2 separate regions of the Homo sapiens genome follow, and region 1 is linked to region 2. Evidence: chromatin loops called from intact Hi-C (ENCODE). Cell type or tissue: transverse colon. All regions are shown on one strand. Links, peaks and the distances in the headings refer to the core of each region. The heading gives the core; the rest is flanking DNA.

Region 1 (5,382 bases), core at 72-5,071, 110 kb before region 2:
CACTGGTGCTGGGTGAGATCCTAGGAATGGGGAGAGCAAGACGTTCCTCTTCCCTGCCCCCCAGCCCCCGCCCCCCACCACATGGAACTAGCTGGGAACTCTGAGAAAGTAATCACAGTTGTGTTAAGGGTTGCACAAAAGTGTGGGGTGTTAAGGTAACAAACAAGCTGGGGGAGCTCACTGAATCTGTGGGGGCTTGCGTAATGCTTCCCCGAAGAGGTGATGTTTAAGACTTGACAAGTAAGTCAGCTTGATTGTCCTGGGGACTCGTACAAGTGACCGGACATCATTCCTAAGATAGGTTTCTTTCCCTACAAAACACATCTCAGAAAGTCACAGCCTGGCCTGAGCAGTGTCCACAGACTAATGTGTCTGCAGACTCAGGGGTTACATGGGGAAGTGACTCTCTTTAGTCCTTGGAGAAACAGCTCTTGCCACTCTTGGAATGGGGTCTCTGGAGGAGAAATCAGAGTGTAACCTGAATTTGCAAGAAAAAGCTCATTTGGTTTTGGAAGGCCATCTTGCAGGTAGAGACAGGCCATGGGGGAGCCTGTTGATTCGGTGCCTAGCCTCTGCTCCTGCAGGACACATTGCCCAGTTCACCGCAGCCCTGGCATCCACCGGGATCTCCAAGCCCCATACTGAAAACACGTCTTCGGAAGATCTAGAGACTCACATCAGAGGCCTGTTGGGACAGCTGCCTGCAGACCTGCTACCATGTCAGCTGTGTTTCTAATGAATTCTGTGGGGCTTTTTTAGAGCTCTCCCCAACCATGACAAGACAAGTGTGACATTTATCTCATATTTTTAACTCCTGTCCTTTTTTATTTTGGTGTTTGCTCAGCAGAATCCTCTGCCCTGGACCAAAGTGGGAAGACTGGTTTAAGCGTGAACTTAGTTAGGGGAATCAGTGACAGTTTTGTGCAGTTAAACTACACTAGGAGAAAATTATTTTTTTTCTACTTTAAGTAGCGGCTTGATCTATATGCTGCTCGTGGTGTAATAGAAGCACTTATCTCTGCATTGGATTGTTTTGGAATATCTTAGGAAGGCACTTACATAGGAAGGAACATTGGACTGTGGCCTGGAGTGTTTAATGCAAACTTCTGTACTTTGCTTCACTGGGTGGATGATGCAATGCTATGTATGAGGCACTGAGGTGGGAGTGAGGGGTTCAATTTAGAGATGCATAACAGTATAAAAGCATATATAACTAATTAAAAGTCTATATGTACTTTATCTTTGCAGATGATAAAATATTTCCCAGATAGCTCTTGTTTTGCATAAAGGTGAGTGCAAGGAAAGATGTATTCAGCAGTGATTCCCCACACAGGCAGATTTTCTATGTGGTAGGCCCTAGGAGGGAGCCCTGTTTTAACCCTGTAGCGGGGTTTATGCAAGGAGCCAAGGGCATTGGGGATTTGATCTTGATGTGGGTTCTGGCTTTGACCATTGGCTGTTCTTTCGCACCACCACAGAAATGCCCAATGGGTGTGACATGCTGACATTCATGGAGATGCTTGGAGAACTGAACCCTTTGGCTAACTGAGAGTATTGCATTTTCCATGAGTGGCTAACAGGTTTCCAGAGAAGTAGAGCCCCAATATATTAAACAGAATGGAATCTTTAAAAACATTTATTTAAGCTTTTATTTTGAAATAATTATAAACTCACAGGAAATTGCAAAAATAGTACACTGAGGCCCCATGTACGCTTTGTCAGCTCCCCCCAGTGATAACCTCTTAGATGATTCTAGTACAAGATACTTCAATCTTGGCAGGATTGATGTTTTGGGCCAATTGTGTGTTTGTTTGTGTATGTGTGTGTGTGTGTTGTGTGTACGTGCCAACAGAGGAGGAAGGGGGTTGCCTTCCTGTGTATTGCAGGATGTTTAGCAGTGTCCCTGGACTCCAAATTGGATGCCAGTAGCACCCTCCCCCCTGTTGTCACAACCAAAAATGTCTCCAGACATTGCCAAATATCCCCAGGGGGATGGGAGTCACTGTTGTATACAGTATCAAAATGAGGAGGTTGACAGTGATACTGTTAACTAGATTACATGCCTTACTCAGATTTGACCAGTTCTTACATGCATTTGTAGGCATGTTCTCTGTAGTTTTTATCACATGTACAGGTTCATGGAACCACCACCACTGTCAGGATATGGAACCGTAGAATCTTTTTCTTAGGTTGCAGTAGGATTTTGGTACTGTACAGTTTCTGAGGTCCTCATTGTGAACACTCATCCATCCGAGAATTTTAGAACTCTAAGGACCTAAGTGGACACTGAGCACAGATTCTTGCTTATTGCGAGATTCTAACAGTGAGCTGCCCGGCCTCTGCTCACAGGCTTCCATGGATGGACTCTCACCATTCAGTGGATGAAGAGTACTTATTGCTAGAATGTTCTTCCTCATATGAACTTGACAACGTTCTGCTCTCTAATTCCATTTATTTAGCTGTTTCGAATTGAATTTGACAGTTTCTAGATCCCTGCAGTTGGAATGATTTAAGGCCACGGGAGTGAATCTCAGGTCCTCAGTTTTCATTCTCCCAGGGTTATGAATAAGGTAAGGGGCCACATTTTGCACGTGCAAGTGGATTTGGGGGTGTCTTACTTTCCATGCCATCTTCAAATTGATGACCCTGGTTTGCAGCCATATTCCTTTTGAAGAATAAAATAGAACAGAAAAATAAACCATAGTTATAGAACTTATCCTTTTCCTCCCACTTGGCAGTAACAATCAAATCAAATAATAAGCTGAACTATTGATTTGAATGAGGGATTTGAAGATTTTATTTATTTCTCTCTTCATTGCACATTGGGTTAGAAGTAGGCTTGGATATGTAGTCTTTAAATTTGAGTTTCTGCTTGGTCCTTTGTTCATAACTTTCTTCCTGTGCTGGTGAGAATGCACCGCTGTTTGAATGTGGACAAACCCACATCATCGCCATAGTCTTGAGCCCGTGGAATTTGCAGAGGGGGCAGCGAGCCACGTTTGTTTGTGTGTCTGTGCTCAGAATCATTGAGTTTGCATTTTGTACTGTGCTGGGCCCCAGTTGCAGGGGGAAATAACCAAAGAGTTGTTCTTTGAGCATATTTGGTTGTAAACAAAGCCTTTTCTGTTGTGTGTGCCGTAAGCCAGTTGGTGAAAAGGGCTTCACATTTAAGCTTTCCTTCTCTTTTCAGTGTGTTTTGCTGCATTTGGCTTTTGGATGGAAATGTCTTCTCCTGGGCAAAATGGGAGTGTGTAAGGATTAGGAAGCTGTGTTTGTAAATATTTCAATAAGTACTTTAAAAAGCAATCACAATGCTATTAGCATACCTAAACAATTAACAAGCAATCCTTCATGTCAAATTATATGCTTACTTTAAGAGTTAAATCCAAAGTGTTTTGTCCAGGTAAACTCCCTATAGAATTCCAAGGGAGAGGACGTCATTTCCTGTACATTAGCAAGCAGCTTTCTAAGACACCACCTCCATTTCCAAAATGCTTTCCAAAGTCAACTATTAATGCTGGCAAATTTCCTCTTGCCTGTGCCCAAGGTTCCAGAAACCAGGGCTCGCGCATGGATAATAAAGGAGGACACACCCACGTTTGCGAAAGCTGGACTGCATGCTGTGGTTCTTAAAAATAGCCACTGTGTTTTCTGTATGCCTCAAGTGTCCATGGCTGCTAGAGCTCATGGCACCTTTAGTGTGGGGACAATGGCAGCCTGGCCCTGGAGCCTTGACTTTTGAGGTGGAGGTTTTCTCTGGATGTCCCTGAGGGTCCAGGGAGCCTGAGCATTCAGGCTTGGCATCTCCAGCAATGGCTCTGCCCTCTGTGGCCCTCTCAGGCCCCAGCCACTGCAGCTACCACTCTGGGGTCACAAAACCCAGGAAATTAGGGTTTCTTTGGATGGCCACTGGAAGGGCTGGCATCCACATCTGGCTGGCAGCCAGCTGGCTACTCGTTGGGCATCATAGGATGGTTAGCATGGCACAAAACAGCTTCACATGTTAATTTAAGCCCCTGATGTCACAGATTTGTATGGAATGCCTGGTTCATGCTAGGCACAGGTAGGTGCTCCATGGTGAGTTTTTCCAGGATGAAGAGAGAGCTGAGGTCAAAGTCTGGTTCTGCCACTCATGGGCATTTGTGACTTCTCCAAGCATCAGTTCCTCACGATGGCATGGGAACAATTAATAACCCGAGCTTTTGGAGGAGGTGTACGATTGGAGGGGTCAATGCCCAGCCTTCCAGCCTCCCAGCCTCCCAGCCTTCTAGCCTCCCAGCCTCCGGAGTGGGGCAGCTCAGAGGCATCTCCCCTCCCAACCCCACCCTGAGTCCCCAGCCAGGTTGAGTCCCCGTTGAGTCCTGCCAGACAACACAGCCTGAGTTATTGGTGTTTCCCCTTCAACTTTTCACCTGTGCTACTTGAAATCTCCTCCCACATACAGCACTGTGCCCAAAGCCTTCTTGTCTCAGGCTGTTTCCAGGTGGAATCTAAGATGAGACTGGCAGGTACCAACAGCTCCCTGCACAGTGTCTGCACACACCCACCTGCTGCTGTTACCAGGGTGTCTCTTTAAAGGCAAAGGACTCTATTTGGTTGCAAGTCAGAAAGGTGGCTGCTGGCTGCACAGAGGGCAAGAGTGGGGGCCACAGGGCACTGCTGCCCCAGCCATGCCCACTCTTCCTTATGCCCAGATCTGAGGCCAGGTCTTCTGCATGAAAGGCTGGCCCAGAGGAGGGTGGGACTGACCAGGCAGGTATCCCAGAGAAGACACAATGGAGAGAGAGAGAAAGAGAGACAGAGAGAGAAAGAGAGAGAGAGAGATGGGCCATGGGATTTTGATGGATTGTTTGATTGATTGATTTTGGTCTAGTTTTGGTAAGAAGTTCTTAGACAATTTCATGAGTACCTCCATGTCCAGCCCACAGCCTCCCCCCGGGCTCCCGTCAAGGTCATTGAGATGGATAGAAGCCAGCGCATCAGTCCACTGCTCAACTCGCCCTTCAGGACCCACTGAATCCCTGGATTCTTATTTCCTCTGGGAGCTTCCAGTCCTCAGAATTGGATAAGGGTGCAGGTGATTCCTCCCTGTGTCATGGCCCTTTCCCTGCCAACATCGCACAGAGCAGGCGTTTCTCACTGCTTTTGTTTAGATTTTCATGTTCACCTGTGAAGTTCTCCCGGCTCTCCCTGTGTGAGGGTTCCCAGCAGATCCTCCCAGCAGATCTGGTGTGTTTGTGGTGATTTAGCCTTAATGCTGCAATTCTGGGGAGCCCCAGAGAACCTCTTTGGTCATTTTTTTCTCCTAATGTGGGTTCCTTAAGCAGAAGCAGACAAGGACCTCAGAGCCCTGGGCTGGGTCCTTTACTACAGGAATGCAGA
Region 2 (5,382 bases), core at 292-5,291:
CATGCCATGGCTAAGTGTGCATCTCAAGGGAAGGTGATGTTTTTCTTCTTCCAGTGTCAAGGCCGTGATCTCTAGTACTGACAGCACATTTCTCCCACAGCTAATTGGAAGGGGTTAGGGTAACAGTGAAGGAAGCCAGCCTGGGCTGAATGCTTGCATTCATTGCCTAGTTCGTGATGAGCCACCAGGCTTTATGTCCGTAGAGATAGTTACTGATCCCAATGTAAGACAGTGAATTGCCTGCCAGTTAGGATTTGCTAAGGTCGATGCTGTTGGCTGAGAATGACTGCATCAGCAGGGACGAGTATATGGGGTCTCAAAGGAGATGGCAAGTATGCTGTGGCCATCAGAATGGTCACAGTGTGCAGCAAATAAAACAAGCAGCAGAGATGCACTGGTTCTCATTTCTCTACTACACCTTCATGGACAGATAGGGGTAAGGGAAGAGCCCTGAAAGGCCAAAGTCCTGGCTTCTCCTGCTCCCAGCTGGGTGACGCAGGGTAAATTATTCGATGGCTTTCTGGGCCTTAGTCTCCAAGTCTGTAGAATGGGAAAAATCTCCTCTGCCTTCTCTACTTTACCTGCCAGTCATGATGATGAGACTTAGTAGAGAAATGGAACGTATTGTTCCTGTTCTTGTTAACACAATTGGTGACGTTATTACTGTGTCTTTTATTAAAACATGGTGCTATTCATATGTGGCCCCCTGCTGTCCTGGCAGTGTCTGTCTTCATGGTGATGGCTGTAGAAGCTACATGTCCTTTGCATGTTGCTTCTCCGTTTATGATGGGTTTCTGTTGTAGCATTCTTGGGAATAAGAGTCCTTGTAGCCAGCTTTCTCTCACCTAAATATTGTGACACAAAGTGAGTTATCATAAGGGGAAGCCTGTTTTAACCCCTGGAGCAGTAAGAGAGTTAGGCCCTGAATTCCCAGTCAAGGCTGCACCTGTCACCTCTCATAGGCATGTCATAAAAGCCAGGCTATAGTAAATCTTCCCACTCCTTTAGAAACGCTCCTTGATGCTCATTAAACCACTCTTCCCAGTCATTACAGAATGTTGTGTTATGAAAGGCATATGAAGCACACAGCCATATAACTCCAACGTATCATAAATTTTACATAATACCAATTTTCCAGTTCTAATAGATTTCAACCCACCATAAAATTTGCAACAGATTTGTTTATCTACACTTTACAAGGACATTTTATGGATAATTCGGTTGATCCGATTTTTTGGCAGCTTGCTAGAACGCACTCAGTTCCACGCCACCCCGCTGTGGGCCATGCCCTTCCTCTGTTCTGCATCAATTCAGTTCCAGCTCAGCTTTCAGAAGGCCACGGGCCTCCCTAACGGGCACCTGCCCACCGGCCACCCTGACCAGGATGGCCTTCCTGTGTGTTTCTGCAGCACCTGGGCGTCCTTCCTGGTCTTTAACACACTGTCATGAAATTGTCCCTGGAACCCTCTGGCCCTTACTGCATGGTCAGGTGCCTGGCTCAAAAAAGAGATGCCCTTTGAATCAGATCTTCTTTCACTTGGGTATTGATAAACAAATTTAGCCTAGCAAATCACAGATTTGCAGTGAACTCACAGATACTCATTCAGTGACGCGAGGCAAGGCAGCCTCTAGGGAGAGGGTGTCTCTGGCCTTTGACCTTTAGGGTAGCCTTTTCTCCTGTGACTTGCAGAGCCCTTGGTACCTCCTTTGGCCCCTGGTCTCATTTTCCCAGACCTCAGCTATCAGTGTGATGAGCTGACTAAAAAGGCAAAATTCAGAAAACAGCATGCATTTATTTCACTTCCTTGCTGAAGCCTGCTTTTCCTACCATTTAACCCCATGATTCCTGTTGTCATGGTGACCCAATGCTCTGCTGACTTAGTGGCAATGAACTGGGTCATTGCATGCCTCTTATTGGCTGTGTGCTGCAAGCTCCAGGAGGGAAGGAGCGGTGTGTATTTGCTCAACCCAACAATGTAGATGCTCATTAAATTATGAGAAAAAGTTGATATTAAGATACATGTATTTGGTCAGGCATAAAAGATAAAAGGCTGAGTCTGTCTCCTCAATGATCTGCAGTGTAGTGAGTGGGCAATAAAGAAGCAGGAAATCACAGTGAGAAAAGTAATCACCACCACAGAGGGAGGTGAGAACCACAACGAGGGAAGTGAGATCCACAACAAAGGAAGTGATAACCACAACCAGGGGAATGATGACCACAATGAGGGAGGTGATGACCACAACCAGGGAGGTGATAACCACGACCAGGGAAGTGATAACCACAATGAGGGAGGTGATGACCACAACCAGGGAGGTGATAACCACAACCAGGGAAGTGATAACCACAATGAGGGAGCTGATGACCACAATGAGAGAGATAAAAACCACAACCAGGGAGGCAATAACCACAACCAGGGAGCTGATAACCACAATGAGGGAGGGGGTGACCACAATAACAGCGATAAGAACCACAACCAGAGAGGTGATAACCACAATCAGGGAAGTGATAACCACAACCAGGGGAATGATGACCACAAAGAGGGAGGTGATGCTCACAATCAGAGAGGTGAGAACCACAACAAGGGAGGTGGTGACCACAAACAAGAGAGGTAAGAACCACAACCAGGGAGGTGAGAACCACAACCAGGGGAATGAGGACCACACCCAGGGGAGTGATAACCACAATGAAGGAGGGATGACCACAACCAGAGAGGTGATAACCACAACCAGGGAGGTGATAACCACAACCAGGGAAGTGATAGCCACAACCAGGAAGGTGATAACCACAACCAGGGAGCTGATAACCACAATGAGGGAGGTGGTGACACAATAAGAGTGATAAGAACCACAACCAGAGAGGTGTTAACCACAATCAGGAAAGTGATAACCATGACCAGGGGAGTGATGACCACAAAGAGGGAGGTGATGATCACAGTAAGGGAAGTGATAACCATGACCAGGGGAGTGATGACCACAATGGAGGAGGTAATGACCACAGTAAGGGAAGTGATAACCATGACCAGGGAGGTGATGACCACAACCAGGGAGGTGATAACTACACCCAGGGGAGTGATAACTGCAACCAGGGGAGTGATAACCATGACCAGGGAGGTGACAACTACACCCAGGGAGGTGATAACTACACCCAGGGCAGTGATAACCAGAACAAGGCAGGTGATGATCACAACCAGGGAGGTGATAACCACACCCAGGGAGGTGATAACTGCAAACGGGGGAGTGATAACCATGACCAGGGAGGTGGTGACTACAACCAGGGAGGTGAGAACCACAACAGTGAAGGTGAGAACCACAACCAGGGTAGCGATAGCTATAGCAATGGAGGTGATAACCACAACCAGGGAGGTGATAACCACAACCAGGGAGGTGGTAACCACAACGAAGGAGGTGATGATCACAACCAAAGAGGTAATAACCACAACCAGGGAGGTGATAGCCACAGTCAGGGAAGATGTCACCATAACCAGGGAGTTGATAATCACAACCAAGTATGTGATAGCCACAACCAGAGAGGTGATAGTCACAACTAAGGAAGGTGTATTCCTTCATTCTCATGCTGCTATGAAGAAATACATGAGACTGGGTAATTTATAAAGAAAAGAGTTTTAATTGACTCAGAATTCTGCATGGCTGATAAGGCCTCAGGAAACTTATAATAATGGCGGAAGGCACCTCTTCACAGGGCATCAGGAGACAGAATGAGTGCTGAGTGAAGGGGGAAGCCCCTTAATAAAACCATCAGATGTTGTGAGAACTCACTATCAGAAGAACAGCATGAGGGAAACCACCCCCATGATTCAATTACCTCCCACCCGGTCCCTTTCATGACATGTGGGGATTATGGGAACTATAATTCAAGATGAGTTTTGGGTGGGAACACAGCCAAACCCTATCAGCAAGTATCTCAGTCCATTCATGCTAAAATATTGTAACCTGAGTAGCTTATAAATAACAGAAATCTATTCAGAGTTCTAGAGGTGGGAATGTCCAAGATCAAGTTACTGGCAGATCTAGGGTCTGGTGAGGGCTCACTCTCTGGTTCACAGGGCCGTCATCGTGCTGCATCCTCCCATGGCAGATGGGCAAACAGGCTCCTTTGGGCCTCTTTCGTAAGGACACTAATCACCTCCTAGAGGGCCTAGCAATTCATGCATTGGGCATTAGGTTTCAGCCTATGGATTTTGAGAGACATAACATTTGGAGGATAACAGGAAGTGATAGCCACAACCAAGGGGTGTGGAAAGTACAGGACCGGGTGGGGGCAATGGCCAGGAGTTTCCTCCTAGGGGGACGATGATAGAGCGGGTGCTGGAAGGAAAGTGGGCATTATCCAGGGCAGAGGGATGTAAGGAGAGTGTTCTGGGCAGAGGCGATAGCAGCTGGGGTGTGCAGAATGTGGGGGCGCTTGGGAGGCTGTGGAGGAAAGCAAGAGGTGTCCGTTTTCTTGGGAGCTCTGTCCTTTTAGTGCATCGTCATCAATGCTTAGAGTTTTTGATTCACCTTGTTTTTCAGTTGATGAAAGTTGTGAATGAAATGTGTCCCAATATCACCAGAATTTACAACATTGGAAAAAGCCACCAGGGCCTGAAGCTGTATGCTGTGGAGATCTCAGATCACCCTGGGGAGCATGAAGTCGGTGAGAAGGGCCCCTCTGGGATGCTTGGCCCCTTCATCTTTGGTACTCATGTAAACAGTTAGGAGACTGTTCACCCTATGAGAAGATTCATGCCACAGGGCATCAGCTGTCCACACCACTGCTGTCTCACGTAGACAGATTTTGCCCATGTTGGCTCTGTGAACCACTCATCTTATGATATGGACTATAGAATTATTTACACTGGAAATACCCATCTTTTCTCCAAATGGAGCATATTTCATTCTCTGTCGTCCACCTCTGAGACCAATCACAATAGCCAAAGAAGAAAGTGGCTGAGGTGGGCAGGACAGAATTTCCTCCTCCTTCAGGATTCCCTGATCATTAATGGCTCATATTAGAGGAGCTTCTCCCCATTCTTAAAAAAATTCAATTATATTTTTAGATATTTCCTGTTTTCAGACATTTCCCATTCAGTCACTCCCCAGCCTGCACCTGTATAGGTCAGATGGGCTTCTCTGTTTTTCTTTTTGGTAAATCTGGGAGCTGTTTAGAAATCTGCTGATATTTAGGTGCAAAGATTTGGCTGATTTACTTTAACATTCATCAGGGTCTCAGGAGTTCCTCTCCGGAAGTGGTTTTTTTTGTTTGTTTTGTTTTGTTTGTTTGTTTGTTTGTTTTTTGAGATGGAGTTTTGCTCTTGTTGCCCAGGCTGGAGTGCAATGGCACAATCTCGGCTCATGGAAACCTCTGCCTTCTGGGTTCAAGCA

Evidence for each region. Hi-C counts contacts between places; a loop is a spot of excess contacts. Peaks named below come from ENCODE experiments on the same cell type or tissue, not always from the same donor. Only the 100,000 strongest peaks of a DNase experiment are listed, where the experiment ranks them.
Region 1: it touches region 2 in a loop (4-fold over the local background); 4 of 110 quality-filtered maps call a loop at or near these places.

What each region holds. Positions count from the first base shown.
Region 1 is chr10:123,884,157-123,889,538 of GRCh38, reverse strand. All of the region lies in intron 1 of CPXM2 (carboxypeptidase X, M14 family member 2), which reads left to right. Among named protein-coding and RNA genes, the nearest start is that of CPXM2, 5.0 kb to the left of the region's middle. RefSeq lists a silencer at 5,052-5,346. In transverse colon, for the core only: no CTCF peak of the experiment used is centred there; no DNase peak of the experiment used is centred there; H3K27ac peaks cover 3,003 bases.
Region 2 is chr10:123,770,188-123,775,569 of GRCh38, reverse strand. CPXM2 (carboxypeptidase X, M14 family member 2) reads left to right here. Exons shown (of 14, transcript NM_198148.3): 8 at 4,531-4,654. Among named protein-coding and RNA genes, the nearest start is that of CPXM2-AS1, 3.9 kb to the left of the region's middle. In transverse colon, for the core only: no CTCF peak of the experiment used is centred there; no DNase peak of the experiment used is centred there.